Linked DNA regions of Homo sapiens: all the other regions are linked to region 1. The links are chromatin loops, found by intact Hi-C in ENCODE. Cell type or tissue: IMR-90. All regions are shown on one strand.

Region 1 (8,000 bases):
TAACATATTTTACTTAATTCAGGATAGATAAAATATTACTACTACAATTTGCAATCAGAATAAACTTAATAAGGTATTTCCTATTATTATTATTATCATTATGATTATTCATTATTATTTTGGAAGCCAGTGTGTATTTTATACTTACAGCACGTCTCAGTTCTGATTGCCACATTTAAAGTGAACAATAGGCAAATGTAGCTAAAAATGGCTAATATACTGAACAGTGAGGTCTGGATATGATCATGAAAATGGATGGTTGAGCTTGTTGTTGTTACTGCAAGAAAAAAACAAACAGAATTTGAAGGCAAACTTGTTGAAATGATCATTTTTGTAGCTACTCAGATCACTAATAATTAAGAGTGATGGAGAGAGACAAGCCACAAACTAAATCACTGAGAAACCCAAAAGAACAACCTTGATGGATGACAATGACGGAAGAGGTACTGAACTCATGTCATCTGGTGACATAAGAGTCAAGGTTGAGAGTCTTTAGGGAACAAAAAGGGAGAGGTCTGGACATAGAATTGAGGAGCAGAGAACACCTACATCAACTCCAGACCGACTAGGTCTGTGGAAGAGGAAGAAGCCACAAGTTGAGGGCTGTAGGGAAAATGCTAAGGTGGGAACAGGCTTCCTGCACCTCAAAAGGTAAAGAGATTATTAGCAGGAGAGGAGTGAGGGAAGAGAAGGGAACAGGACACATGCAGAGCGTTATAATGCTTACAGTGTGAAGGTAAAGGGTGGCTTGGGAATTGGGAGGCCTAAGGAAAACACAAGATTGAGTCTTGAAAACAGTACCGGAGGGTTTTGGTGAAACCCTCAGTGTGGGGTTGGGCATAGGAAGGCATGGCCAACTCACACTTCTTTTTCTTAAACAGCTTTACCAAGGTATAATTTATATATGGTACAATTCATCCATTTAAAGTGTACAATTCAATGGGTTTTTGTATATTCACAAAATTGTGCAACCATTACCACAACCTAATTTTTGAACATTTTAATCACCCAAAAAAGAAACCCTCAACCTATTTACAGTCACTTCCCATTGCCCTTCCCCATCTCCCCATTTCCAACCCTAATCTATCTTTTGTTCCTATAGATTTGCCCTTTCTGCACACATCTTATTAAATGGAATCACACAGCATTAGTAATTTGTATTGGTTTCATTCACTTAGCATGTTTTCAAGGTTTGTAGCATGTATCAGAAGTTCATTTTCTAATTACCAAATAATAATCAGTTTTATGGATGTAATATACTTTCATTTTCCATTGATAGGTCAAAGTTGTTTCCTGAATAGCCCTTTGCACTATTATGAACCATGGTGAAATGGACATTTGTGCACAGATTTTCTTGTGGATTTAAGTTTTTAATTTTGTGTGTGAGGGGGCATATATCTAGGACTGGAATTGCTGGGTCATGTGGTAACTCTGTGTTAAACATTCTGCAGAACTGCCAATCTGCACTCCAATGTGACCACTCATTTTACATTCCCACCAGCAATGTATGAAGGTCCAGCACTCACTCCTCCCTGACCCCTGCTAATGAAGGCAAAAATGCCCAGAAAGCCATGTCTTAACTCATATTGTGGCTCCCCTCATGATCACTGAAATTGACAACCTAGGCATGATCTTCACCGCAATGCCTGAGTTTACTTTTGATCCTTACAGGGAGGAAGAGGGCTGATATCAAGTGCAAGAGCTCATCTTGTCTCCTATGAATGAGGATGAGACTTCAGAGCAGCCCATTGTAACACAGCAGATGCCTACCCTACTTTCAAAGCCCATTAATGCGGGCCAGGCAACACAGGTTTGTAATAAATAAACACTTCAAATATTTACAGTAACTTTGCAAAGATAGATATGTCTAATCCTGCTTTATAGAAAAGGAATATGGGGTTTAAGATGTTTTGAACAATTTGCCCAATGTCACACTGATTGTAAGCACTGGTTAATTCTACAATCATTTGTACAATGCAAATCAGCACAAACATCACCTTGAAAGCAGGGTTGCAGTTTATAAGACCTGAATAGTCCTCAATAGCTTTAATTGTTTGTGTTTAGGAGTTATTCTAAGAATTATGGTTTTAATTGGCCCACGCAAGTGAAAAATGTGGAAAAGCATTCTACTAAGGTATTGCTAAGTGCTATTAAATAAGGATGACTTAAATAATGGGAATAAGATAAATGTATTATATTCTTAGTCATAGTGAGGAACCATATTTCAAATGACTTCTTTTGGTAAGTGATTATTTAATGCGGTTTTACATAATGACATAAGAAAGAGAGTTATAGGATTAATAGCAAAAATAAGTGTGAAAATGATTTCTAAATTGTAATTCATCTTTCTTCAAAAGGCTATAAATTAAATTAGTGTGGAATCCTTATCTAATATTAATCTTTACTTTGAAGATTGGATAACAGCTGCTTGGGTAACAGGTGCACCAAAATCTCAGAAATCACCACTAAATAACTTATCCATGTAACCAAAATAATATTAATCTTTACTTTGAAGGTAAACTGCATTGTTCTCCTTAATGTATAAAAAGGGTTCTAAATATGAAAAATGTTAACTCTAGGCCAGGCACGGTGGCTTACACCTGTAATCCCAGCACTTTGGGAGGCCGAGGCGGGTGGATCAAGAGGTCAAGAGTTGGAGAGTTTCCTGGCCAACATGGGGAAACCCCGTCTCTACTAAAAATACAAAAATAAGCTGGGCGTGGTGGCATGTGCCTGCAGTCCCAGCTACTTGGGAGGTTGAGGCAGGAGAATCACTTGAACCCAGGAGGCAGAGGTTGCAGTGAGCCGAGATCATGCCATCGAACTCCAGCCTGGCGACAGAGCGAGACTCCGTCTAAAAAGAAAAATGTTAACTCTGTATGCATTATGTTTCATAAGTCTTGGAAAAGTTGTTTCATTTTCACTTAAAAGGAGCTACTCAAAACATTAGAAATAACTTTTTAAATAGCTTAAAATAAGGTATTGAATATGTAAATAATGCACATTGATACAATATCATGCAAAGCTGCTACAGGTTATAATGTAGAATTGTATTAAATGACAGGAAACTTGTCAACAATAAGCTATTAAGTGAAAAGTAGAAGCAGGTTACACAATGCCTGATTCTAAGTTTGAGAAAGACAAACTGATAAATAGAGGCATCTTGATCTAAAATACATCTTAACAAAATGCACCAACATCTTAGAATAGTTCCCTTCGAATATTGGAATGAAGCCTGCTTAGTATTTTTTTCCTTTTTGTAGCTCAGTAATTTCTGTTTTCAACAATAAAGTAGATATTACTTTTGTAATGATAAAATAATTTTTAAAAGATCTGAGATCCCAAATTTTGCCATATGCTAGTCAGTAGTTTCTGTTTATTCTTCTACTGTTACAACAATACTTTGCTTTGTACAGTTAATATTAGAGGGCAAAAACTATCTGTAAAAAAATTTTCTTCACCTGTATCAATGTTTAATGAGTAAAATTAAACAAAATTGGAATTGATAAAATGTATTTTTTTATTTTACAAAAATATAGAACGTAGTTTTTAAATGAATGATATATCTTGAGTTCATGGTTATAATACAAAATGACTTATTTTTATCGACCATCCGGTTTGTAAAAAATGAATTGCACCACAGTTTTATAGCGAGAGCAATACGCTTCTTTCTCTTGAAGAAAAATGAGCGGTGACACACTTTTGTGATCCAAGCCTGCCCCCTGGTGACCAACTGGTCACCACGAGGCTGCAGACTATGAGGCAGGCAGCGCCCTCTTTAAAGCTGTTCAGAAGTAACCTCGAAAAGAAAACGTGGCATTACTGGAGGTACATTTCCCTGTAATGCCCCAGGCATCTCCATCAGTGTCTCAACATCATCAAGTGCGGGAAAGATAGCATTAAAAAGTTATAAAATAAAAAAGTCATTTTCGTACTGTCTTGACGTGCACACCGTGATGTTGAGACAGACACTGATGGAGAAGCATAAGAATGATGTAATGGTCTTTGCAGACTCAGGGAACAAGAGTGGGAGGGGGGTGAGGGATAAAAGACTGCACATTGGGTACAGTGTACACTGCTTGGGTAACAGGTGCACCAAAATCTCAGAAATCACCACTAAATAACTTATCCATGTAACCAAAAACCACCTTACCCCACAAAACCATGGAAATAAAAATTAAAATTAAAAAGTAATATCTCGAGGTATAACAGGAATGTACAAACTGAAACGACAGGGTTAATTCTCAACACATTCTTCTGCTCTTTCCTAAAGGGAAAAAAATAACACAGATGTGGCAAATTTGAAGGAGGATCTCTAATAGGAAATAATCTGATGAAATTTATTCACCAGGTGCTGAGAAAATTGTATTTAAGCATCCATGTTAAAGTCTAACGGATCATGAACACTAAGTGAAATATATAAAGTATCAGTCTATTTCTAATATGAATCTACACTTTTTTGTCTCTAATTCTGAGAGAAAGAATAATTAGAAGGGGAATTCAAAGAGGAAACACGAAGAGAGCTTCAAGAGTAAGAGCTGCTTTGCCAGAAAGCAGTGACACAGTCATCAGTCCTTTTCTTTGGGGAAAGTACAGTCACCAATGCTACCTGTTATTTTGTTAAAACAAGACTGCACTTTTCTCCCTCTATAAAAGGCAGTACTGATCCTGGCATCATAATGAAGCCATAAGGCCATTTGGTAAAATGTGATGCTTCCAGGGTCTCCATTTAGGTGGTTCAAAATTGGACTCAAAAACACCACCACCACCCTAAGGGGACGAAAGAAACAATAACTGGTCCACATTGACATCACTTCTGTCTTTTACAGTGGCTTTAAATGTATGTATGAATGTCAACATTCTTGATATAATTTTATCTTTTTCTTAGACATGGAAACCAGAGTCTTAAATTGCGTTACAAAGTTCTTCAACCACTATTACTATTACTTTAAAAAAAATATGCCATAGGAAACTTGAGGTCAGGTGAGACAGTTAATCATTAAGATTTGATTTGGGACTCTTAAAAGTCTTTAATGAAAGGCCTGGGTGTTCATAATATATCAAAAATTTGGAGAAGCAAGATCTGAAGTTAGAACATCAGAAAACCAGAATTAGAATCATGAGAAAACCTCCATGAAATTTTTCCTTCATTGTCTTGAGAATTTTAGCACTTGTCGTTGTGGAAATGCCACACTTTGGCAGGTCAAGGTGGGCGAATCACTTGAGCCCAGGAGTTTGAGACTAGCCTGGGGAACATGGTGAAATCTTGTCTCTACAAAAAGTAGAAAAAAAGTTAGCTAGGTGCAGTAGTGCACGTCTGTGTTCCCAACTACTCGGGAGGCTGAGGTCGGAGGATCACTTGAGCCTGGGAGGTCAAGGCTGCAGTGAGCCGAGATCGAACCACTGCACTCCAGCCTGGGCCACCAGAGTGAGACCTGTCTTAAAAAAAAAATTAAAATGCCATATAACTACTGCTTATACCCAGGACCTTTATTAGTGAGATCAACAAAATATCTTATTTGTTACTACAGTTCACACACAGGATCTTTATAAACTACACATTATGCTAAAAAAAGAGACTAAACCAACAGTTTATGTAAAATCAAGCGGTATGTAGGATATAAATGGATTTTGACATTGACAGCATTGAAAATAAGAAGCAATTCAATGAATGTTAGGATTAAAAGGAATACACATTTTTCAGCCCTCATTCTTTAATTTACATATAAAGAAATAGGCCCTCAAAATGTGGCCAATTTCCAGTCATGTAGACAGACACAGAGAAAAATGAAATGAATATTCAGATGTAAACCCTCCTTCATCTGCACCCATTCTGTTCTCATCTCCTTCCTCTATCTGTACACTGAACCTATCCTTTCTCTAGGTCGTACGTGTCTTGATTTTTCCCCCTCCTTTACCTTGTACAAGATTCTTTTCCATCAGCATTTGAATATATCCAAGTCTCTGTATCTAAAACGAAAATGAAATGGTCTCTCTGTCCAACACACACACACTCTCTTCCAGGCACTGCCCTACCTTCCTGACCTCTTTGCTGCCAAGTATCTTGAAAAAAAAGTCCCACGTGCTAGTCTTGATGGTTTCACCTCCTACCTGCCTCATTATAATAAAATATGTACCCTTCCGCATGGCTTCTCCCTAGAGCTCACCAATGACTGGTGACCTACTGAATCCGGAAGAAGGGTTTCAGTTGTTCACTCCCTTCTCATACCATCAATATCCAACATTATTGGACTATTAGCTGTGCCCTTTCAAAGCACTCATCCTTTTACTTTCAGCCTCTCTGTCTTTTTGCGGGTTTGTCTTTGTTTTTTGCTGTTGTTTTGTTGGTTTGTTTGTTATTTGTCTTACTGGCTACTCATTTTCCATCTCATTCTCCTTCTAACATAGAACATTAACAGCTAGGTTTTTCAAGGCTTGGCCCTGGGCTCCCTTTTCTTCTTCTTCTAAGTTCTCTGTCTGGCAAGCTCAATTGTACACATGGCTTTTATTACAAACCACATACTAGTAATTTCCAAGTTCACATCCACCTCTCAGACCTCTCCTCCGAGCACCAGGCATGTTACTCAAACTGCTCAGTTGACATCTCCACTTTTAATAGCTATCTTTCACGGAAAATCCGTTAATAGAGTCACATTGTTTTATGGTTAAGGAACAGAACCTTTCCATATGGCCTGCAAGGCCGTGCATAATTTGGGGCCCTAACCTCAGAGGACTTACTATGCCCTAGGATTACTCCATGCCCCACTTAAATTAGCTTTCTTTTACCATATTTCTTTCATTCAGAAGAACTCTGCTATCTGTTCCCATGTGCTAAAAACCTCTTTTCTTTATCTCCCATTCTCTTTTCTCCAAGGTAAATTCCTACTTTAGTTCTCATTCTAATGTCACATTTTTAGGAAAGCTTTGTTAGACTCATCAGACAGAGTTATAAACTATTGGGTAACTACTCTTCCTAGCACCTATTATAGCTTTAGTTACATGTTTATTTGTTTGATCAGTGTCTCCATTAGTCTGTAAGTACCATGAAGGTAGAGACTATTTTCTTCTTATACATCATTGTGACCAAACAGTAAACAGGAGGTCTCACACTCAAGAAATACTTACTGAATACATTAAAATGGAGTTTTATCTTTTATTATTCAGATGTGAATATTTGACACAGATATGTAGGTCCTGGTAAAAAAGGCATTGGTGATGGCTCAGATTCTCATGGACTCCAGGCCAACAAACTGTTAGTTATATTCTTAGCTGATAGAGAGAAGTGCTTGGCTCATGGCATGAGTTCAATAACTTGCTAAATGATTAACAAGAGAAGGTAGTAATCACAGACAAAATAGGCTATTTAATTTATCTTGTTCCATAAAAATGTTCCATAAAATTTTAGGGATTATAAAAGATTCAACAAGTAAGTGTGGCTATTTCAGACAAGAAAGAAACAAAAAAAAATGTGTTGGCAAGAACATAGAGAAATCGGAACCCTCGTTCGTTGGTGATGGGAATGTAAAATGATGCAACCACTGTAGGAAACAGTATGATGCTCTCTCAGTCAGTTAAACAGAGAATTACCATATGATCCAGCAATTCTACTTCTAAGTATACGCCTCAAAGAATTGAAAACACATCCCCCGCGCCACCCGCCCCTCCACAGAGAGTGGAATATTATTCATCCTCGAAAAGGAATGGAAAGCTCCCATTTATACATTTATTTATTTCAGAGTGTATTGTAGATTCCTATTTCATTCAAGAGGGTGTAATTAAGATACCATGAATTTCCCCAGATTTGGCCAGTGGGAGCCCCTTCAAGCTGGGCTCTGTGCCTTTATAACACATCTCCACCATTCTTTGAGTACTTCATTTATCTTCATGCCTTCTTGTACTTTTTTCTTCATGCCTTGTACATTTCTTCATGTCTTCTTGTACATTTTTCCTCATGGCTTCATCTAGGTTTTAAGCCCCACATGCATTAGCTATATGTCCTA
Region 2 (8,000 bases), 280 kb before region 1:
GATGAAGAACATGGGATCCCGTGGGTTAACACCACACTAGATGTAACCTAACACTCTTAGATGCTCGATGTGTAGGCCAGAGCCTCCTAGTCTATAATGTGAGTAGGACATATACTATACAGCATGAGATAAAGTTTAAACAAGTTAGTGTTCAACTGTAGGATCTCAGAGCAATCTAAAGCACTGAGGTTGCCTAGGGACAAACATTTTCATGAATTCTATTTATTTATTTATTTATTTTTATTTTTTAGATGGACAGGAAGTAGGATTTATTGGTGAGTATTAAGAGGGGGAAGCACAGTGGAAGCCCTCATGAGTGCGGGGCCTGCCACTTGTCCAGAGGGCCATGACTAGGGATGTAGGCGACCCCACAGCCATCTGGGATGAGCTGCTTCTCAGCCACCATGTCTTCAGATTCATTCGCATTGAATTTGGTGAAGCCCCACTTCTTTGAGATGTGGATCTTCTGGCGGCCAGGGAACTTGAACTTGGCCCTGCGTAGGGCGTCAATCACATGCTCCTTGTTCTGCAGCTTGGTGAGGATCGACATGATAACTTGGCCAATACAAACCCCGGCCACAGTGCCCTGGGGCTTTCCAAAGGCACCTCGCATGCCTATTTGAGCCTGTCAGCCCCAGCACAGGACAACGTCTTGTTGATGCGGATGACGTGGAAGGAGTGGAGCCACACCCGGATATGGAAGCCATCTTTGCCACAGCTTTTTACCATGTACTTATTGGCACAAATTCGGGCAGCCTCCAGGGCTTCAGAGGACAGCTGCTCAAATTCATCTGACACCATGTGGCCATAAAGCGGAAACTCATCCACTTTTACCTTCTTCCGCCCCAGGTCAAAGATGCGAATCTTGACATCAAGGACACCTTGGCAGAAGCGAGACTTTGGGTACGGCTTGTTCTTACAATACCGGTAACAACCCGCGGGGCGGCGGCCCATGGCGACACCAGGATCTTCAGTAGTGCTCTCAAGGGAAAGAGAGCATGAATTCTTATTAATATAATAATTTATGTACTTTACCTCAATTTATTTTTATTTTTTATGTTTAATTGACAAATAGAAGTGTTATATGCATATTTTTTTTTCTTTTTTTTTTTTTTTGAGACGGAGTCTTGCTCTGTTGCCCAGGCTGGAATGCAGGGGCGCAATCTCGGCTCACTGCAAGCTCCGCCTCCTGGGTTCACGTCATTCTCCTGCCTCAGCCTCCCAAGTAGCTGGGACTACAGGTGCCTGCCACCAAGCCAGGCTAATTTTCTTTTTTTTTTTCGTATTTTTAGTAGAGAGAAGGTTTCACTGTGTTAGCCAGGATGGTCTCGATCTCCTGACCTCGTGATCTGCCCGCCTCGGCCTCCCAAAGTGCTGGGGTTACAGGCCTGAGCCACCACGCCCGGCTGAATTGTATATATTTATGCTGTACAACATGTACAATATATATCCAACATATATCTTGGGTATATATCTAGACACTATGGAATGGCAGAATCAGGCTAATTATCATATTCCATTTCCTCACACACTTACCATTTTTGTGGTGACAGCACTTAAAATCTACCCTTTTGGCACATAGTACATTGCTGTTAAGTATGATCACTGAGTCCTGAACTTATTGCTCCTAACTGAAATTTTAAAATTGATTTCTTTCTTATCTTCCTGTCTTTACTTGGAAGCCAACTATTGTTTTTCTTGGCTTTTAAATGATGGGTGGCATGCTAATCTGAGGTCCGTTTTGCAAGTTCTTGAGAACAGATTACCCAAGGAAACAACAACCATATTCCCTAGTGTCTTATGATGTAACCAGTGGAATGGTACCCATGGGAGGAGAGGGAAGAGGTAAAAACTTGGTTGTGGACCTCAGCTCATGCAATTTTGCTCTGTCGTGGGGACCCTCTACTGTTCGGCTTTCCAGTGTTACTGTGTGTATTCTTTTATATGCTGAGGAAGTTGTAGGAAAGTAAGGAAAATAAAACACTTTTTTTTTTTTTGAGACAGAATCTTGCTCTATGCCCCAGGCTGGAGTGCAGTGGCACAATTTCAGCTCACTACAGCCTCCACCTCCTGGGTTCAAGGGATTCTCCTGTCTCAGCCTCCTGAATAGCTGGGACTACAGGCGCCCACCACCACACCTGGCTAATTTTCGTATTTTTTCGGTAGAGATGGGGTTTCACCATGTTGGCCAGGCTGGTCTTGAACTCCTTGACCTCAATTGGTTCACCCATCTCAGCCTCCCAAAGTGCTGGGATTACAGGTGTGAGCCACTGTGACTGGCCTGTTCGTTTTTTACATCAGCATATCTGTTACTCCCCACTAAGGATGAGGAACTTCGCACTGGAGCAAGATGATTAGGAGAAAAATGAATCTGCTTTGCCACCTAGTTTGGGGGGAATTGATGGAGCACACACTTCTGAGGGACACATGATCTCTTTCTCAGCAGTAACTTGCTAATGCTGTACCAGCTTTCAGCTTGTCTGGAAATGGCAAGAGTGTTTTATGAGTGTCTTATGGACACAATGAATCAGCTTTACCTCAAAATAAAAGTTAAAAAAAAATACATTCTGGCTTACCCCATGATACAATGCTAAGTGCATTCATAGGCACACACACGGAGTCTTTCTGTCTAAAAAACAGCACTGTGTTTACATCCTGCCACCTATCTCAGAGGGACTGACTAAGACTTGGAAAACTCTGATGATATCCTTTAATCTTTTCCTTAATATGGGAATATAGTGTTTAATCTTTGTACCTTTTTATATAAGTTTTCATCTGAAATGGTTTTTTTTCAAATGTATTTCTCTTAGGTTGGGTGCATGGTGGCACAATATCATGCCTTATTATTTAACGTTCACATCTCCCTCCCAATAATTTAAACCATCCAAATATTTGTTGATAATTTTCGTATTCCCATTTCATGTTTGCACAGCCAAATAACACATGTAAAATTCCTTTAATCTCTCCATACAAAATAAATCCTCCATTGCTTTAATTATTCCTAGTAGTGCTTTCTGAACTTTTACCAGCCTTGCTTGGCAGAATTATGGTGAGAAAGTTGAATCCAGGCTGTCAGTAGCAAAGTGTTTGCCATGCTATTATCCTTGGCAACTGCAGGCCTCCTCCAGGCTACAAAACAGCTCAGTGCCTACCTCCTTTTCCCTGCTTTCTACTGGCCTACAAATTCCAGCTGTGGTCAGCTGGTGAGCTCTGAGCTACAGGGACGGCGTGGCGCATGTTTTGGGCTTGACTCAGGGATCATGTAATGTTGGGACAGTGAACTTTCCGATGGGAGCCAATAACACCCATGGTTGTTTTCACCTCCTGACCAGAATGTCTCAACTTAATTCAATCATCTGAACATCAATGAGGGTGACTGGAAAAAATTTTTTATCACAGCACTAAAATAAAAGCAATTCCAAGATGTTTTCTTTTCCATTGCACATTTTCAGAGCTTTGATTTTCCTGGTAAAATGCTCTTTGCATGTGCCATGTTCCCAGATTAGGAGAAGATGATACCCAAGGGAGAAGAGGTAAAAATGCACATAAATAATTTTACACCATGACACCGTGGTTAAGGCTTTCAAGGATGCTTTTAATGATGCTATGTGCCATGGTTTTAAAAGTCACTATCAAGTTATTTATTTGTATATATTTTGTTTCCTCTTAAAAACTCTTTAAATAAATAAAAGAGGAGAAATTGTACAAATTTCTTCTTTTACTGTGTACCTACTCTTGCTTTGTGTTTATGAGTGAAGAGAGATGGGGAACATACAGAATATTAAGTGGTATATTTAAGATACTTGTTCATTTTAAGATTTAGGCTTGCAATTTAGGTGTGCCTAATTTGTCTGCTTTGGGAGCTCAAAGGTCAAGTTGCCACCGCAATTAAGCATCAATATTCCTTAATTTGAAGTGTTAAAAAATATGTGTGTGTGAGCGTGTGCATATCTGTGTTCAACTGTCTGCCTTTATTAGTTTTCTAGTCCTGCTGTACATAACACATCACTATAGACTTACCACCTTAAATACATAGGTCCAAAGTCTGACACTGATTTCATTACTGGCAACAGGTTCTTTGATATGAGGCAAAAAGAGTTTTCCCAGACAAGTCTTCACTGGAGCTTGTGCCAGGGCATAAGGGAGACAGCAAGAGAGAAAGAGAGAGAATTCCCTAATTCCACTAGAAGAGCTGTAGGGCTTTTTTGTTAGGCAAAGCATGGAAATTGACATGCAAGTTGGGCTGGACAAAGCACATAAAGGGTAGAGCACAGGCTAGCATTATCTGGTTGCAATGGTTGAGTAATGAACCATCTGGTGGTCTGGCCAGTGGCAACAAGGCTGCATTCCTTCCTGAGGTGGGACACTCTGCAACCTTGGTTATCTCCTAAGGCCAGTTCCTGGAATTCTTTAAGTAAAGACATGTTTAAATGGTGATGTAAGTGAGGTAATGGTGTGAGTTCTGTGATCAGTGAGAATGCATAAAAGACTCCGCTAGGTGACTTGAAACTGAGCTTCGTCTCCAATCTGCCTCGGTTTCTCTGGATTAAAATTGAGGTATCAGAAGAGTGGGGCTTCTTACCAGAGACAGTGGGAAAGGATGAAGCTATTGACAGAATTCAGTTTCTTGTGGTTGTAGGCATGAGGTTCCCATCTCCTTGTACTCTGTCAGCTGGGAACTGGTTGTATTTCCTAGAATTCTCTTTCCAGTCCTTGTTTGTGGCCACCTCCTATCTAGAACCAGCAGAGGCATGTGGAAGTTGAATGGTTCTCATATTTGGAAGCTGTGTGACTTCCCCTTCTGCCTTCCTCTTTCACCACATCTCTCTGACACCAGGCAGGGAAAATTCCCTGCTTTGAAGGGCTCATGTGATCAGATTGTGTCTCTCCAGATAATTAAAAAAAAAAAAAAAAAAAAATCCCTACTTTGAAGTCTGTAACCTAAAAATTACCCTATATTAAAGCCTGTGTCCTAACATTTTATCTGCAATCATTTTTTTGTTATTGTTGTTGTTCGTTGGTTTCTTTCTTTCCTCTTCCTTCCTTCCTTTCTTCCTTCCTTCCTTCTTTCTTCCTTCCTCCTTCCTTCCTTCCTCCTTCCTTCCTTCCTTCCCCCTCCCTCCCTTTCTTTCTTTCTTTCTTTCTTTCTTCCTTTCTTCTTTTCTTTTCTTTTTTTTTTTGCCATGTACTATAAGCAGCTATTTACAGGTTCTAGGGATTTGGTCATGGATTTTTCTGTGTGTGTGGCAGAAAGGGGGCACTATTTAGCCTAAGACTTTCCAGCATCCTCTTTCTCTCTCTCACCCTCTTTCTCTGCAACATGGCCTCAAGAGCAAGAAAAAAGATAAGATGCCGAGTCAGAAAAACCTGACTTCAAAATTCTTTCCCCTACCAGCAGCTCACTAATTACCCAGCTGGTAATTTGATAACAGGAATTTTCTTCATCCTTTCAAAGATTTGTTTCATTTCTTGTTGTCGTATTTACTTCATCAGGTAATTGTAAAATTGATGATATAGTCAGATGTCTGCATCTAGTGCTATGCCTGGCATACGGCATGGGAGGGTGCACTTTTAATCCAATTTTATTTCAGAGGAACCATTGTACATCCTGTTTCTTATCAAAAGTTGCTTCATGGCAGTTACCCCAGGTCACTGAGACCAAGCCAGGGCTGTCATTCTCAGAGGGGGAGATGGAAGGGAGTGATACAGGGGAGGGCCTAGCAGGCAAAGGAAGTTGGAAACTGTCCTCTGTAAGCCCAGCACGTGGGAAGCAGCTGGGTGCATTAATTTCACCTTTGTCATCCCTGGCATTGAAAAACCACAACCAGCTTACACGGAAAGGATTCTCAAATGGAACTTTCTCAAATTTATGGTGAAAAACACTAGGAAACTGCTTTGAATTGAAGCATGGCGCTGATGGTTATCCAGTTCATCCTCTCTGCTAAAGCCATTTGACTCTCATGTGCTTAATAAGAGATCCTTGGAAACATTAAGTGCTATCCAAGAAGCAAAAATAAAGCAGAACAACCAAAACAAAATGAAAACAAAAAATAAGAGCAATAACCTGCATGGTAATAGGAGAAAATTTTATTTTTTATCTATTTTCTTCAAATCTTGCTTATAGGTAAAAGAGAAAATTATTTGAGTAAATATAATGCATTCCCTAAAGAAACAAAAAAGATACTCAGAGGTCCTCTGAAACCCAGCTCCCCATCTTCTTATTAGACTATGACTGAACATTTGCCCAATTGGACATATCACACCCTCTGGCTAGAATGTGGTATTTACATTGTTATAAATAAATTGACATGTGTGTATAGCTCTGGTGGGGGGACCGTGGACAATAGAGCACATACTGTTCCTGAGTTCATCTCATGTTCCCTCAGTCAGTTTCAGTCAGAGATGAATGTTCATTTAATCAGGAAATTTTATCTTGTCTTTAAAAGCCTTGGCAACTGTAAATGAGGGGAGATCTAAGATTAGTAATGTACTCTGACAAACTCTTCTTTTTAAAAATTATGTCAGATTTTCCAGAGCAGGATTTCAGTTTTCTTCTACAAAGTTTATTCTTAGCTTATACAAAATAGGCTTACTCTAAAACCCTAATCATGAAGTAGTACATTCAGATAATAGGGAAATTAAAATATATCAAAATGAAACAGCAGAAAGTAAACATGCCATCCTTATTTTATGTCACTGGAAAAAAGTGTGTGTGTGTGTGTGTGTGTTTAGCACTAGCATGTGGCATTACAGGACATTTAGGTTACCATTTAAAATTTCTCTAACAAATTATGGTAATAACCATTTATTGAATCTAACAAAATGACTTCTTTTGAAACATGGTAGCCTGAGCTTAATTGTCTGTCATCATCTCTATCTAAACCCCTATAAAAAATTTCTGTCTCACAACTTTTTTTTTGTGAAATGCTTAAGTTCAATTATTTTTAATTTTGTTTGCTTTTTAATAAATATATTGAAGGTTAATTTTATTTTAATAACTACCTTAGTCATATCACATACATTTTGAAAGGCAACGTATTCATTTCTAAATAATCTTTCCGTGATAATACTTATTTTTCAACTGCAAGTTTATTGGAAGAGTGTTATTTAAAAAGATTGTAGGGGTTGTAACTATCTGTTTACCCCTTCATTCATCGAGCTATCCATCAATGCAAGCATCAGTCTTCCAAATCAGTACTATTTATCTCTATCATTTCTTGTGTATATTTTGTTGTTAATTCTATTTTGACTCTATTGTACTCAGAGAATATATATTTGTGCTACATGTAGCACAAAAAACAATGAGTTGAACAACACAGTTTAGAAATGCTAAAGCAGAAATAAAGGTTTTTCAAGTTGTATCTCACAAATCTATAATAATAATGGAAGAAAATCCATAGCCCTTTTAGTATCAATAGTTGAACTTTATATTCTCTGAGTACAATAGAGTCAAAATAGAATTAACAACAAAATATACACAAGAAATATATATTCCCCCTAGCCTCAACTCCTCAGGCTCTGATAACCACGGTTTTGCTCTCTACTGCTGTGACACCAGCTTTTTTAGATTCCACAAATGCGTAAGATCATGTGGTACTTTTCTTTCTGTGCCTGGCTTATTTCACTTAATGTCATACAGGTTCATCTATGTTAATGCAAAAGACAAGATTTCATTCCATTTTATGGCTGAGTAGTATTCTTTGTGAATCTATATCTATACCACATTTTGAATGGAACTTGTAGTTTCTTTTAACTATTGATTAAAAAGTTAGAATTAAATGCGAAAAGTAAACGTATATATGATGTATACATGTATGTATGATGTTTGTATATATGTATACATATATATAATAATGTGAGTGCCATTTTAAAAGATTGTCTCTAAATATTGGGTCGTGTTACAAAGTAAACCTCAAGGAATTAGAAGTAAACATTTAAGACAGGCCGCACAATTAAATTTTGTATCTTTATTTTAGTGACTAAATATCTTGCTTCACAGC
Region 3 (8,000 bases), 820 kb after region 1:
CTTAGCCAGATCTACTGATCCTTTTCTTTTCAGTGAACACTTGCAAAAACAAATCTCAAGCAAGAATGGATCAAATAAACGTTTTCTTTAAACACTTTCATGGTAAGGGTGTGGTGAAATTGTAATCCTTGTGGATCGTTGGTGAGAATGTAACATGCTGCAGCCACCATAGAAAACAGTTCAGAGTCTCCACATAGAATTACCACATGATCCAGCAATTCCATGACTAGACATAGACCCCAAAGAATTAAAACAGAGGCTCAAACAGACCAATGTTTGTAGCAGTATTATTCACAATAGCCAGTTAGAAACCCAAGTATCTATCAACAGACGAATGAATAAACAACACGCGGTATACACATAAAATGAAGTATTATCTAGCCACGTACAAGAATGAAATCCTGATGCATGTTACAATATAGATAACTTTGAAAGCATTATGCTAAATGAGATGGCAGACACAATATTGTATAACTTCATTCATATGAGGTACCTAGAATGGTGAAATTCACAAAGACAGAAAGTAGAATGGAGGTTACCACAGGCTGAAGTGGGGGGAATGGGGATTTATTGTTTAATGCGTACAGAATTTCAGTTGTGATCATGAAAAAGCTCCGGAAATAGAGACCAGTGATTATCACACACCATGGTAAATGTACATATTGTCACTGAATTATACATTTAAACATGGTTAAAATGGTAAGTTTTATGTTATATGCATTTCACTACAGTAAAAAATAAACTATGATAAGATATAAATAATTTTTTTAAAAAACTCTAGGCCCCTACAAAACATATTGTCTGGGTTCCAGATTATTTTCATTTCCTTATCAATTTAATATCTCAGAAATTAAAATCAAAGTTCTAAAAATATCCCCAATCTTTATTGACATTTGAGTGCCCAAAGGCAATGGTAAATCCAATTTATAGTAGAACTGATTTGAAGAATATTATGAACAAATGAGAAATGTGAGAACATTTAACTGTCTCAGAATCATTGAATTTTAGAGTTAGAGAGAACTTCAGATATCTTGTTCAATGTTTTCCAAAATGTATTTCACTGACCACTCATCCCACAATATATTCCATCATAAAAGGGTTCTATGCCAAGTCATCATAAAGAGACTACACTTTATTTTTTTATTATTTATTTATTTTTTTGAAACAGGGTCTTACTCTGTTGCCCAGGCTGGAGTGCAGTGGCCCCATCATGGCTCACTGCAGCCTTGACCTCCCTGGGCTCAGGTGATTCTCCTGCCTCAGCCTCCCAAGTAGCTGGGACCACAGGCATGCGCCACCATACCCAGCTAATTTCTGGGCCTGGGTTGGCTTCTCTCTAGCTATTTGACTTTAGGTGAATCACCCCAACCTTCTGATTTCCAGTTTTCTCATTAGCAAAATGAATGGGTTGAATTAGATCAATGTTTCCTCCAAAAGGACCTGTGATTAAATGAGTTTGGGGGGAAAGGAGGTAAAAATAAGCAGTGGTCTATACTGCGTTGATTCTGAAACCATTTCCACAGAGTCATCCACCACAGATTTACCCAGTATATTTGGAGAGAGGGGGGTTTGTCACGTTGCCCAGACTGGTCTCAAACTCCTGGGCTCAAGCTATTTGCCCTCCTGTAGACATCAGCAAATCAGCCCTGTGCATTTTAAATAAACCAGACCTGTTTTGCATGCCAGTGATTCTCAAATTGTAAAGAACACAGTAATCACCTGGGGGTCTTGCAGAAGTGCAGATTCTGATTAAGAAGGTCTGGGTGGAATCCAGGAATTAGCATTTTTAACAAGCTCTCAGGGCTGCTGCCGCTGTTGGTCCTGGATCATATATTCTGAGACAAGGCTAGAGAAGGCACTGCAACCTCGGACAGCACAGGGGTGAGAGTGTGCAGGTAGGTAGGGCCATACCAGTTGTGAAAATATTGACATACTTCCATGCTGACTGATAAGTAACCACTGAAGGAGCATCCAGACTCCCCAGGATCCAGAAACAAATACCAGATTCCACTTGGGGGTGATATGGTTTGGCTGTGTCCCCACCCAAATCTCACCTTGAACTGTAATAATCCCCATGTGTGAAGGGTGGGGCCAGGTGGAGATAATTGAATCATGGGGGTGGTTTCCCCCATACTCTTCTCGTGGTAGTGAATAAGTCTCATGAGATCTGATGATTTTATAAGTGGGAGTTCCACTACACAAGCCCTTCTTCTTGCTACCATGTAAGACATGACTTTCCTCCTCCTTCACTTCTGCCATGATTGTGAGGCCTTCCCGGTCATGTAGAACTGTGAGAATTAAACCTCTTTCCTTTATAAATTACCCAGTCTTGGGTGTGTCTTTATCAGCAGCATGAGAACAGACTAGTAGAGGGGGTCTCAGAGCCACTTCAGAGTTGCAGCCAGCATTCATTCTGATTGGTCAATGACAGGCTGAACAGTTGTTTACTGTTTAAAGTAGGTTACCCTGGAAAAGGTCTTACCAGACAGGCAGCTCCCAGTAAATCTGTGGTGGATGACTCTGTGGAAATGGTTTCAGAATCAATGCAGTATAGACCCCTGCTTATCTTTACCTCCTTTTCCCCCAGACTCATTTAATCACAGGTCCTTTTGGAGGAAACATTGATCTAATTCAACCCATTCATTTTGCTAATGAGAAAACTGGAAATCAGAAGGTTGGGGTGATTCACCTAAAGTCATATAGCTAGAGAGAAGCCAACACAGGCCCAGAAATCTGTTCTTCTCACTCTCACAGTCATGCCCAATTGAGTTTTCCTAATATATAAGATGGTTTAGTTCAGCAATTGTAGAAGAGGGATAACCTATAAAGCTTATATTGCAAACCAGGTAAACTATCTGAATTAGCATTACTTTAAAGAAGAATCTCTATTTCTTTAACTCCAAACCCTCAGCTACGAAATATATTTTTATCAGGGTTATAGAGGTATTATGTGAAAATTCTACTGTATCTAAAATCTTCAGGTCATGCTGTCCAAAACCCCTCACCAGAGATGCAGAATTGAGCTAAAGTGACTTGCTTAATGTCACCAGCACAATGGCTATTTAGTGACAAATCCAAGACCAGTACCCAGATCTCTTTACTCTCATTGTGGAGCTTGTTTCTGCAAACCGCAACTGGATTCACTTTAGTTTTCTAAAGGAAGTATCTGAATGAATGACTGTTTAGCACAGCCCAAGCTGCTGTGTAACTAGGTCACTGAATACAAGTTTACTTTTCTTAAGAACAAGGTGTGAACAACCACCATCTGAGCATGAATGAGACCTGCAATGGTGTACTATAGGCTTGAGGAAACTGCCCTCTGCTGGGATGCAGTGATGCTGCCTTTCACCATACCTTTAAAAGAAGGACTGAACTATTAAATATTCCCCGAGGTTCAATGAGGAATAAAGGAGGCACGCAGAGATATTGGTACACGGAAGCAAAACGTTTTGCCATATGCCTTCTTAGAAAATTATTTTCCAGCTGCAGTCAAATTCCCTTTAACAACTGCATCTGCATTTGTAACCCCTACGCAGCATCCCGGCTGCTCCACGATGGCCTTGGGGGATATCTGTTACAGGGCTGGATGCCCTCTTATGAGAAATCTGGGAGTTGTATGCCCTGATTCTCACCCACCTCAAACCAAGAGGACACAGTGGTTACCGTTGTGTGTTACCAGATAAGGTTACAGAAGGGATCAGAGAGGTGTCTGTGATTCAGTTCAAGGCCAAGGTAATTGCTACAACTTCAGCACTGAAGCGTTTTACAAAGGAAATAGCACCATCAGGTTGCAACACTGGTTTTCCTGTTCAATCTTAAAAAGGAACTGCCCTCAATAAATCATCTTCCTAATGGAAATGACAGAATTATTCTCCCAGGAGGACAATACAAACCACACATCCCTCTTAATAGGAAGGAAACACAGAGCCACAGCTGCCTGGGAGGATCCAAGGCTTCCAAGGGATTTGTTTCCCCTTTGTCCCTCTGAGGTCACTTTTTACAAATTTTCTAAGTCATTGTTTACATGTAAACATAGACCCCCATCTCCTCAAATATGTTGTCTGTTTCATTTTTTTCTAAAAACTATGTCTATGGTTAATGTAAGGGAAAAAAATCATCATATATCTAAAGCAAAAAGTAAAGTTGTAAATCAGAGTAAGGTATGTTTTTGTTAATAATGCCAATAAAATTAAATGCAAAAAAACAGAGTGGTAGCTTTTGGAGAAGACTGTGTGATTATCTCTCCTTCTGCGTTTGTCTTATTTTTAAATATTGTATATTTTTATAATTGGATTATAAAATTCTTGTTATTTAAAATCATTTATTCGATCATGTATAATCTACCACAAGGGTTTGATGCATACCAATATCACTAGCAACTTTTAAAAGTGGAGCAGAAATATATAGATCATATAATGGGATTTTAAAACCAGAACTAATAATTCACTTTCACGTTCTCTATCAATTGCATTACGTTTATTAAGAATTAGTAATAAACTTTGCATATGGCATTTGGCAAAGAAACTTCAATTCATTTCTTTAAAAATGAATTTGTTAGAACTCCAGGTTTCTTTTCCAATCAAAACTTTAGGAAATGCCACTCCCAAACCAACTGAACAGCCAGGCTTTTGGTTTCTGAGAAATTCTTGCCCAGGTCACCAGAGAATGAAAGGTCAACTTTGAGGAAGTTTCTGGAACAAGGAAGAATATCAGTGAAATTGGCTGGAATTTTTTGAGCGGTGAAAAAAAAAATCCCTTGACTATTAAGTAAGCTATATGTGAGTAAGGTCACCGTTTTATCAAATTCATCCTGGGCATTTGGTCAGATCCTTTGAAACTTTTTCCCATGGTTAACATTCTATTTTGTTGCATTTTTGGCATGATGACTAAGAGATTTGGGGCACTGGCCCAAAAATCATAATTTTTTTTTGTTGTTGTTGTTATAACAAATTAATAAATTAGAGGAAATAGGTGTTCTTTTTTTTTTTTTGGAAATTCACAATGAATAGCCTACTTTGGGGAGAAAAACATCACAATTTGTTACATGTTCTTTTTGCATTCTTAATTTTTATTTTTTCTGCCATGATAAATCTTATGGAGCTCTTAAACAGAAGCGTTTTCCAAATACGGTTCTTAAGACCCTACAGTTTTCTCCCGCTTCCATCTAAAGATCTGCATGAAGCCAAAGTTTCTTTATATGTTTCATCCAAAATAACATGTTGTAATAGACTGAATGCAGAAGCAGATAAAAGAAATTGTCTTCTATTAAGCCAGACATAAAAGATTTTCAAAAATGTGAAACAATGACGTTTTCTCACTTTCCTTGTTTCAAAAAATAGTTACTTTTCACAGAAATATGTCATTTATGGAAATAAATTTAGTATTTTTCATTAATTGCTTTTGTCCATTACTATTATTTGTAATGTATTAGTAAATACATATTTTTTATTTTCTCAATATTAATTTCAAATACAGTAAATAGCAACAGAAAGAACCAACCGAAATAGAAACTCTTTGGGATCCTCAAATTTCTAACAATGTAAGAAGGTCCTAAGATCAAAAAGTATGAGAATTTCTAAGATAGAGAAGCCCCTTCCTTTTTAAGTTTCATGTACACGTTTCTGGCGGGAATAGAGCCTGTACTATATCTCTGCACAACTCTCAGAGATACTTCTTTGAACCTTTGAGATTTTAAATAGACTATTAGGGTTGACCACCCTGCTCTCAAACAATGTGTAAGGGTATTTACAATCTGTAACCCTGCTATAAGTCATAAATAAAATGGAGCTAGTGAAGAGAACTTTTTATCTGGGGTAATCAATAGGTGCTGAATTTAAGAAGACAGCAGCATTGTCCTCAGGCATAAAAGGCAAATAAAAACAAACGCACACATCCCATCATGCAGGAGTTTAAACACCACGTATAAGTATATTTCCATATCTTAATTGATGAATTTATGATCTATTCTGTACAGATATTCTGATTTATACTAAATATAAGCCAGTTTAGCCCCCCCGAAGCAGCTCAATACATGCCTAATTTTGTATCACACGCTGTAGAACCAAACTCCTTCTTTCTATTAAACTACTACTACAGGCTTCATTTATGTTGTTATCCTTGCCTAAAAAAATGCCCCCTATTCTTTCCTTTACTTTCAAAGCTCAAGCTAAGTTGTACCTTCCTCTACCAAGATTTCCTTGATAAAATTCAATGAAATAAACTGTTTGCAAACATGGCCCTAATTCTCTACATCTCCCTGTATCCATACCCTTTCCAGGTGGCTTTAAAATTTCTCTCATCGAAAAGTAGAGTCTGTTTTCCTATTCTTTGAAACTTAGCCTACCTTGTGATTCACTTTGTCCAGTAAAATGTAATGCAAGTAACAGCATACTAGTTTTAAGCAAAGACCTCTCTCTCTTGCTCCTTTGTCTTCCTCACAAGAACGAGATCACAAGAGCAGTTGGAAGATGACAGACCACATGGAGCAGAGCCTTATCATCCAGGTTGAGGCCATTCTAGAACAGCAAACTCCAGCTGGCCTACCATTTGACTGAAGATGTGTGAATCAGCCAAACCAAGAGCATATATTTCTGGCCTAGGTGAAAATAACCAACTAGCCAAACTATAAACTTGTGAGAAATAATAAATAATTTTTGTTTTAAACCACTAAGTTTTTGAATGGTTTGCTATGCAGCATTATTTTAGCAATAGATAACTGATTTGCTAATCCTCTAATTTCCCCAGAGAATGAACCATATATCTGCAATGAGTCCTAGACATTTTTCCTTCATTATATACTGTCTTAGGCTGTGAATTGGTGTTTCTGAACTACTTGAGAGACTATAGTACACCTTAGCTTTCCTGTTTTTGGCTCAATAGATATCTAATTGGTACATGGAGCAATTGGGAAACTTAAATTTCTAGACATAGAAGGATTCTTCAAAATTACTAATTTCTTACCTGACATACATTTTCCCCTGAAATTACAATTTTAAGGAAATTTGTCTTTTAAGGAACGAATTTATCTTTCTTTTGCTTATTTTTCCTCCAAGACTCAATCTCCATGAGTTCCAAGACTCAATGAGTATGCAGAATTTATAACCACACAACTACAGCTTGATCTGCCAGAAGAAAACATTTTCAATTTAATCGCTTTCTCATTTCTATCACTGAAATTCTAGAGCTCTGTAATCTACTGTCTCCATCATTTTTGTTATTAATATTATTTTGGAAACTGTTCAAAAAGAAAGCGAGTCACTTTGCCTGAAAGGCAATTGGCTCCTGCTCCAGGGTGGCCTCAAGATGCTACCTCTCAAGAACACTCTGTTCATTCCCTGAAAACTTGTGCCATGAGCAGCCAATGACAAAGATGCAAAGCTTGTCCTCCAGAACCTCACATTTCTTTTTCTGTCTGCCTTTACGCCTTTCTGGTCACTTATCTCCCCAACATCCTAAAAAATTCAATGCCTTAAGCCTTTTTCTGAATAACAGAAGTCCCACAATGTGAAAACTATTCTCCCTTCAAAATGCTCCATGACCGAAAGGTGATTTGCCTTCTTCCCTGAGTCCTTACCAAAGTCATGATCCTTACCAAAGTGTCATTTATCTCACCTCGGTGTCTGGTAGAAGAATTTTATTAGAATTATTCATGTGAATAAGTGGTAGCTTAATAAACTAACTAGAACAATCATTTGCATAAAGAGGATGATTGTTAATAAAATTATAGCAGTGGTAATAAACTATTTGTGGAAGGATCTGCTACCTGTTCACCAAATATCATTGTCTACTCTTCTTCCTGGGCACATTATTTCTCACCCAGGGTTACTCAGAAATTGCACGTTGAAGAATTTCCATTTACCAGGTTTCCTGAATTACTGCATGAGGAGGGACTGCTTTTCTAACCTGTTAACTGTTACGTGAACAACAGAGAAACTTTAGTTTTGTTTAAATTATAAAAATATTGGGGTTTATGGAAGCTAGAGTTACCCTGAATAATTCAC

Evidence for each region. Peaks named below come from ENCODE experiments on the same cell type or tissue, not always from the same donor. Only the 100,000 strongest peaks of a DNase experiment are listed, where the experiment ranks them.
Region 2: it touches region 1 in a loop (5-fold over the local background); 2 of 110 quality-filtered maps call a loop at or near these places.
Region 3: a loop joins it to region 1, with 4 times the contacts of the local background. A loop is called at or near these places in 3 of 110 quality-filtered maps.

The regions. Positions count from the first base shown.
Region 1 is chr21:27,697,465-27,705,464 of GRCh38, forward strand. No RefSeq gene overlaps it. Among named protein-coding and RNA genes, the nearest start is that of LINC00113, 21 kb to the right of the region's middle. In IMR-90, a CTCF peak has its summit at 3,745 (motif pointing left); a DNase peak (open chromatin) is centred at 3,717.
Region 2 is chr21:27,420,070-27,428,069 of GRCh38, forward strand. All of the region lies in intron 1 of LOC105372762 (a long non-coding RNA gene), which reads right to left. It also overlaps the pseudogene RPL10P1. Among named protein-coding and RNA genes, the nearest start is that of LINC01673, 210 kb to the right of the region's middle. In IMR-90, no CTCF peak of the experiment used is centred here; DNase peaks (open chromatin) are centred at 2,542, 3,232, 4,322 and 5,772; H3K27ac peaks cover 898 bases.
Region 3 is chr21:28,518,835-28,526,834 of GRCh38, forward strand. No RefSeq gene overlaps it. Among named protein-coding and RNA genes, the nearest start is that of LINC00161, 16 kb to the right of the region's middle. In IMR-90, a CTCF peak has its summit at 3,327 (motif pointing left); a DNase peak (open chromatin) is centred at 3,287; H3K27ac peaks cover 199 bases.